Linked DNA regions of Homo sapiens: region 2 is linked to region 1. A link is a loop called in an ENCODE intact Hi-C map of the cell type or tissue named here. Cell type or tissue: Caco-2. All regions are shown on one strand. Links, peaks and the distances in the headings refer to the core of each region. The heading gives the core; the rest is flanking DNA. Region 1 overlaps LOC107985847 (a long non-coding RNA gene). Region 2 has its middle 200 kb from the start of GRASLND.

The links. Hi-C counts contacts between places; a loop is a spot of excess contacts. Peaks named below come from ENCODE experiments on the same cell type or tissue, not always from the same donor. Only the 100,000 strongest peaks of a DNase experiment are listed, where the experiment ranks them.
Region 2: a loop joins it to region 1, with 17 times the contacts of the local background. A loop is called at or near these places in 4 of 110 quality-filtered maps.

Annotation. Positions count from the first base shown.
Region 1 is chr2:7,376,704-7,379,621 of GRCh38, forward strand. It overlaps LOC107985847 (a long non-coding RNA gene), which reads left to right. Exons shown (of 3, transcript XR_001739269.2): 3 at 1-1,951. Among named protein-coding and RNA genes, the nearest start is that of LINC01871, 350 kb to the right of the region's middle. In Caco-2, for the core only: a CTCF peak has its summit at 1,627; a DNase peak (open chromatin) is centred at 1,648.
Region 2 is chr2:7,117,697-7,120,614 of GRCh38, forward strand. No RefSeq gene overlaps it. Among named protein-coding and RNA genes, the nearest start is that of GRASLND, 200 kb to the left of the region's middle. In Caco-2, for the core only: a CTCF peak has its summit at 1,503 (motif pointing right); no DNase peak of the experiment used is centred there.

The sequences.
Region 1 (2,918 bases), core at 125-2,624:
GAATCTGCTGCAACCTTTGAGATGATAACATCCAAAATGTTTTTGCCCCTTACACTGCCTTTTTTGAAATTTCAATGATTTTTTTTTTTAGCTGAAAGACAGAATGACCCATTGCTGATGTGGAGGTTTTGGTGTGTTCTCATTAGGGAAGTGGTACAACCTCTGAAGACTCACATCATTTCAGAGTCTGAGCCTTGAGTGGTCTTCCCTGCTCAGTGGAGAAGATATTGCTGGAAGCTGACATACTTCTTTATCTCCAGCACATTTCACTCCTGCAAATTGGCTTCCTTATGTTGTCATCAGAAATGACCATTCTCATTTTTTTTCGGGGCATTCTCTTCACCTGGAATGTCTTCCCTGATGGACCAAGAGATTTATCCAAAATCACCAAAAACTGTCATCAGAATCAGCATGGCTTTCAGTCAAAGACCTATCTGGCAGGGCACCCTGCCTCTCCTCCAGGCTCCCACTCCTCCCGTCAGATGACACCTACCAACAACTGATCACTCCACCACCTTGGCCTTGAGATTCGTGGGACTCAGGCCCTGCCCTTAGAGGTTGCTATGCTGACTCTGTACTCTGTGTTTCTCAGAGGTTATTTGGTGACTGATAGCATCAACTTCATGTCCACAGGCTTGTTGAGTTCACACCTAGGGTGCCTGGCTCTCATTGTGTTTGCTGTAATAAATAATCACTGGGTTCTTACTGTATCCAGCTCTGTTTTGGGAAATGAGGAAACAGATCATGCTAAGACTGGACCATATCTTCAAGGAGTTCAGAGTCTACGACACCTCTATATGCAGTGGGGCATGCATAGGAGAAAAAGAAATATTCTGTAAGGACAAAGAAAACAATTTCATGACGGCACTGAAGATTTTGATCTCTCAAATAAAAACACTCCATTAAAGCAAGGTATAATTATTTGGAGTCTAAAATAATTTCATATCATAGAGAAATATTATGCAGCAAAGATGGGCAACTGGCAGAGGAATGCATACAGATGTGTACCAAGAAACACCATATATCTCTACTGCATGTGGTGCAACATTTTAATCAAGTCAAAGACTCTCATGCTTGGGTTAGAATCTGTTGGCATCCACACCTGTGAACGTGACTTGTCATGGTTTCAACTGAAAAGATAGCGGCCCAGGCCTGCCTGGGGATGCACTTTTTGGGTGATGGTAAATGTGCTTTTTGTGCGAGCAGATAGCAGCCTTGCCCTCTGTGTGTGCATACCTCAGACTTCTCTCTCCAGAGGACTGGAACTTGCGGGGCATATGAGAAGACCCAGGCTCTCAGAGCAGCAGCAGCTGTCCTGGGCTCTGAGCAGAGATTAGCGAGGCTCAGGCTGCATTCCACAGCCTCCACCCCCTGTACTTCTGGCAGGGCGCAGTCCTACCTTTCAAACACACACACACACTCAACTGCAGGTGAGGAACTGACATTGCCCTGGGAGTTTCTGTCTTTGCAGAGGAATATTTTGAAAACATCCACTCTTGCTTTCTCCACACTCCCATCCAGTGTGCCTGGCTTCTTCTGCACAGTGCATATTCTGGCTCTTTGCCAGAGGCCTGGAAAATCCTGCCAGGCAGCCGTTCACGCAGTTGCCCCCAGGGGCAGTGACTGACCAGGAGTGAGACACACCACTCTCAGCCCAGCTGTCTGCTCAGCGCAGCTCAAAGCACTTGTACCTTGAGGGAGAGAAACCCAAGCCACACGTCCTGACAGACTGTCACCTGAGTCCCTTGGAAAACACAATCAAGAGCTTCCTGCCCACTCATGTCCCGAGCTGGCCGGGCTCAGTAGATGCTGTGCCGCCAGCTCCTGGCTTAGCCGGCCTCCCTGGTGCGTCTGCCCTCAACTCTTTGTGCAGCTGGAGTCCCAGAAGGGAGTAATAATTAAAGAAAACTTTGTAAATGTTCAAACTGAATAAAACTGTTGTTGTTGCTCATGGTTCCTTTTCTTCCTTTTTTGCCATCTGGAGCCACAACCTGTCCGGTTTGCAAGCCCAGATCCACGTCCTGTTTCCTCCCGTCACTTGTCTGTCGATCCTCTTCACTGGTGGTTCTCCGCAGAGAAGGGATTTGCTGGTTATTTTTGTCCCCTCCCCTGCACGCCAGAGCCCTGCGAAGCTCGTCACTGTCCTGGCTCCAGCGCACCTCCTCATCTCCCTGCTTTCCATATGCTTTGAAGATATTCCTGCCTCTACCGCTCGTTTGCAAAGCCATGTGGCATGTGTGTGCGTGTGGCTGCCTGGGTTTCTTGTCATTGCCACTGAGAAACTGCCCATCTGAAGGGCCAGAGGGCCATCAGAGTCAGGCTCTGCCTACAGCCCTGGCTGCTGTCTCAACTTTAAAATATATATATATTTTAAAGTGACAAAGGAAATGAGTGGATGAAGAAAAAGTAACAAAATAAAAATCACACTAATCTTAATGAATTAAGGCTTCAAGTTACATAGACACTGCAAGAAAGTATAAATCACCCTGTCTATGCAAGAGTAAAACCAGTATTAAGCTAAATCATGTCTTCCAAAAATATATGTGAAAGTCTTAACCCCAGAAACTCAAAATGCAACCTTATTTGGAAACTAAGTCATGTTACAGATGTAATTAGTTAAGTTAAAATGAAGTCATCCTGGAGTGAGGTGGGCTCCTAATACAATAGAACAAGTGTCTTTATAAAAAGAAGAAAATGTGAAGGCAGGTGTCCACAGAGTGAAGACTATGTGAAGACAGCTATGTGGGGATAGAAGCTGAGATATGAGTTGTGTATCACAAGCCAAGGGAAGGCTGGGGCTACCAGTAGCTGGAAGAGACAAGGAAGGAGATTCCCTTAGAGGCTTCAGAGGGATTATGACCCTGCCAGTGCCCTGACTTGACTTCTAGCCTCCAACGCTGTGAGAGGAGCCATTCCTC
Region 2 (2,918 bases), core at 247-2,746, 260 kb before region 1:
TCACCCTTGATCCTCACAGTGACTGTGAAGGAGCCCAGCAGGCCGAGGCACCCTCATTCTGTAGCTGAGATGCAGATGTGGGGTGCTGGAGCTTGAAAGCTCCGTGGGCTGGGGATCAGGGCGGCTTGCCCTGTGCTTGGCAAACTGCCCCCCGACGGTCTCCATGCTGCCAGGGAGTCTTCAAGGCTGCTTTGGGGGAAAGTAGGGACCCTCATCTTATATTTTATTATTATAAAATTATTATAAAAATACAAAAATATATAATATATAATAATATATATTATTATATATGATATATTAGAATACTATATAATATATTATATAATAAATATATAAAATATAAAAGTATTATAAATAATTTTATAATTAGACTTCTATGCAGGACTGTGTTTTGTATATGCAAAACAGATTCAACAGATTTCTTTAAAAGTTTAAAAACTCTTGAGTTATACTGATTTCTTGACTTGATGCACACAGAACAATGACTCAACTTGGAGAGGTGAAGACATCTCCCAGGTCACCCAGCTGCAGACAGTGCTCTGCCCCTCCCAGCAGGACTGTCACTCCTGCCACCAAACGACGACTCTTCCTTTTTAGGTATTAGTGGCATGTAATTGATGGATTCCTTATCAGGGTCAAAATGAAAGCTGAACCTTATATACATACAGGTGAGAAAATATTTTTGGAACCCCAAAATAGTCATTTTGGAAGTATTTCCATGACTACCTGGAAAACAGGTCGTTTCAAAGATTACCTTAAAAAAAAATCTATACGATAAGAAGTTGAAATATTGCAGAAACTTCAAATCCTGCCTTATTTAAAAGTTAAGGTGAATTAAAATAGTAGTGATAGAATTGTTTCCTAAGATACAGGGCAAATGGGAAATAGGCGTAGATGCCAAATGTTTCCTGTTTGAATTTCTAGGGCGTTAAAGGAATCAGGGAGCTATGTTGTTGAACGTGTCTGCAATGTCAGGTGAACTCTGGTGAGCCTGGAGCAAACAGGATTCTTTTTCACAATGCAGGGCAGACAGAAGAGTGAGGCCATTTCTCATTTCTCACTCCCCGCACCCCATGGTGACAGGACCTCAGCAGTTCCATCTGCAGGTGCCAGCTTCATTGTGGACAGACTCTGCTCTAAGGATGCCTGGTCTCAGTGTCCTGTGTTTCGACGGAGGTGCCCAGGGACAGCTCTGACTTCTCAGAGTCCTGGGTGGAGAGGGCCACCTGTTGTTTAGTCTTTTCTGGCAGGGCAGACCCATGACCAGGCTGCTTTGTGCCAAGCCAGGGGGGTCTTTGATTTCTTTGTTTCTCAACCAAGCAGACATTTTCTTTCCTTTTATTTATTTCTTCCTATCCCTGGCCTCTCATTTGATTTTTTGCTTGTTCAGCACAGCAGTACTTATTCCCTGCAAAATGAATTGATTTCTCCTTCCAGATGTTGGAAATATGAAAGTAATCTTGGCCCTACAGAGAATTGTCTTTGAGAAATCACCCACTTTGTCCTCAACAGCAGGTGTCACTGTTGTAGCAGAAAACCCTGCTGCTTCCAGGGCCCGGGCCAGCCCAGAGATATTTTTACCCAAAAGAGAAAAGGCCCAACATGAGATTCAAACTTGGCAAAAGAAATTCCAAAATGAATGTGAAACCTCATAAAAGGCTGTAAATTATCAGCGTGTCTTTAAACGCTGAGCCCAGGACTTTCAGCACCCATCCCTTGGGAAGAGAGACCGTGGGACTGGTCCCAATCTGCAATCACTCATGATCTCATCCATCCTGCAGCCCCAGGGCTGCTGTCCTGGCCTCACAAGGATGTAGAGGAGCAGTGACCGAATCCCCTCCTTGTCTCCTGGACCACAAGCCTCAGGGGAACACAGGGAATTTTGCTGTGCACGTGCTGGTGTCTGGCGCTCCAGGATTAGCTCTCCTGAGGACACTTTCAGCAAGAAGCTTGTATGCTGGAGCTCACAGGATTACGTGGTTTGCCCAAGGACACTCAGGTCATGAGTGGTGGAGCTAGAAGGAAAGCCATCTTTTGCTAGGCCCCACTGTTTCTTCTATGTATCTGGTATAGCTTGGACCACAGGGATAATGTGGTGGATGTAAACATGACTTCTCCCAGTTCTCTATGCAGAATACAGCATTGTTAAGTGAACCCAATTTAGATTCCCTTGTGGCCAGGGCATTTGGTGTGGCTGGGCCAACACCACTGGGAAAGGTGGTAATGGTTTCGAGATTCAAAACTATATTTCAAAATGTGCTTTGTTCTTTGCAAACATGGTCATTCACTTAAAGTTCAAACATCATGAAATACAAATAAGAAGTCAGAATTTGTATACCTTTAGGTACACAGGAAAACTGCTATGTCAGTAAATTGGGCCTTGACATGCTAACATACAGCTTAGCACATGGCCATAGAATTTAAGTACAGTGTGTTCACATCTGAATAGAGAAAACAAAAGAAATGAAGAAAAATTGGGAGAGCCTGGAGCTGGAGACCAGATGGGCATACAGCATGATCCATCATCTTCTCAAGCAGCGTCTCTCATCCCCAGCAAGGCCTGTACTGAGGGCTGGGTTGGGATTTGGGGTTGCTGTTTAGCAGAGTGGCTTATTCTTTTTTTAAATTTTTTTATTTTACTTTAAGTTCCGGGATACATATGCAGAACGTGCCGGTTTGTTACGTAGGCATACATGTGCCCTGGTGGTTTGGAACATGCCGGTTTGTTACGTAGGCATACATGTGTTATGGTGGTTTGGAACGTGCCGGTTTGTTACGTAGGCATACATGTGCCATGGTGGTTTGGAACGTGCCGGTTTGTTACATAGGCATACATGTGCCATGGTGGTTTGGAACGTGCCGGTTTGTTACGTAGGCATACATGTGTTATGGTGGTTTGGAACGTGCCGGTTTGTTAC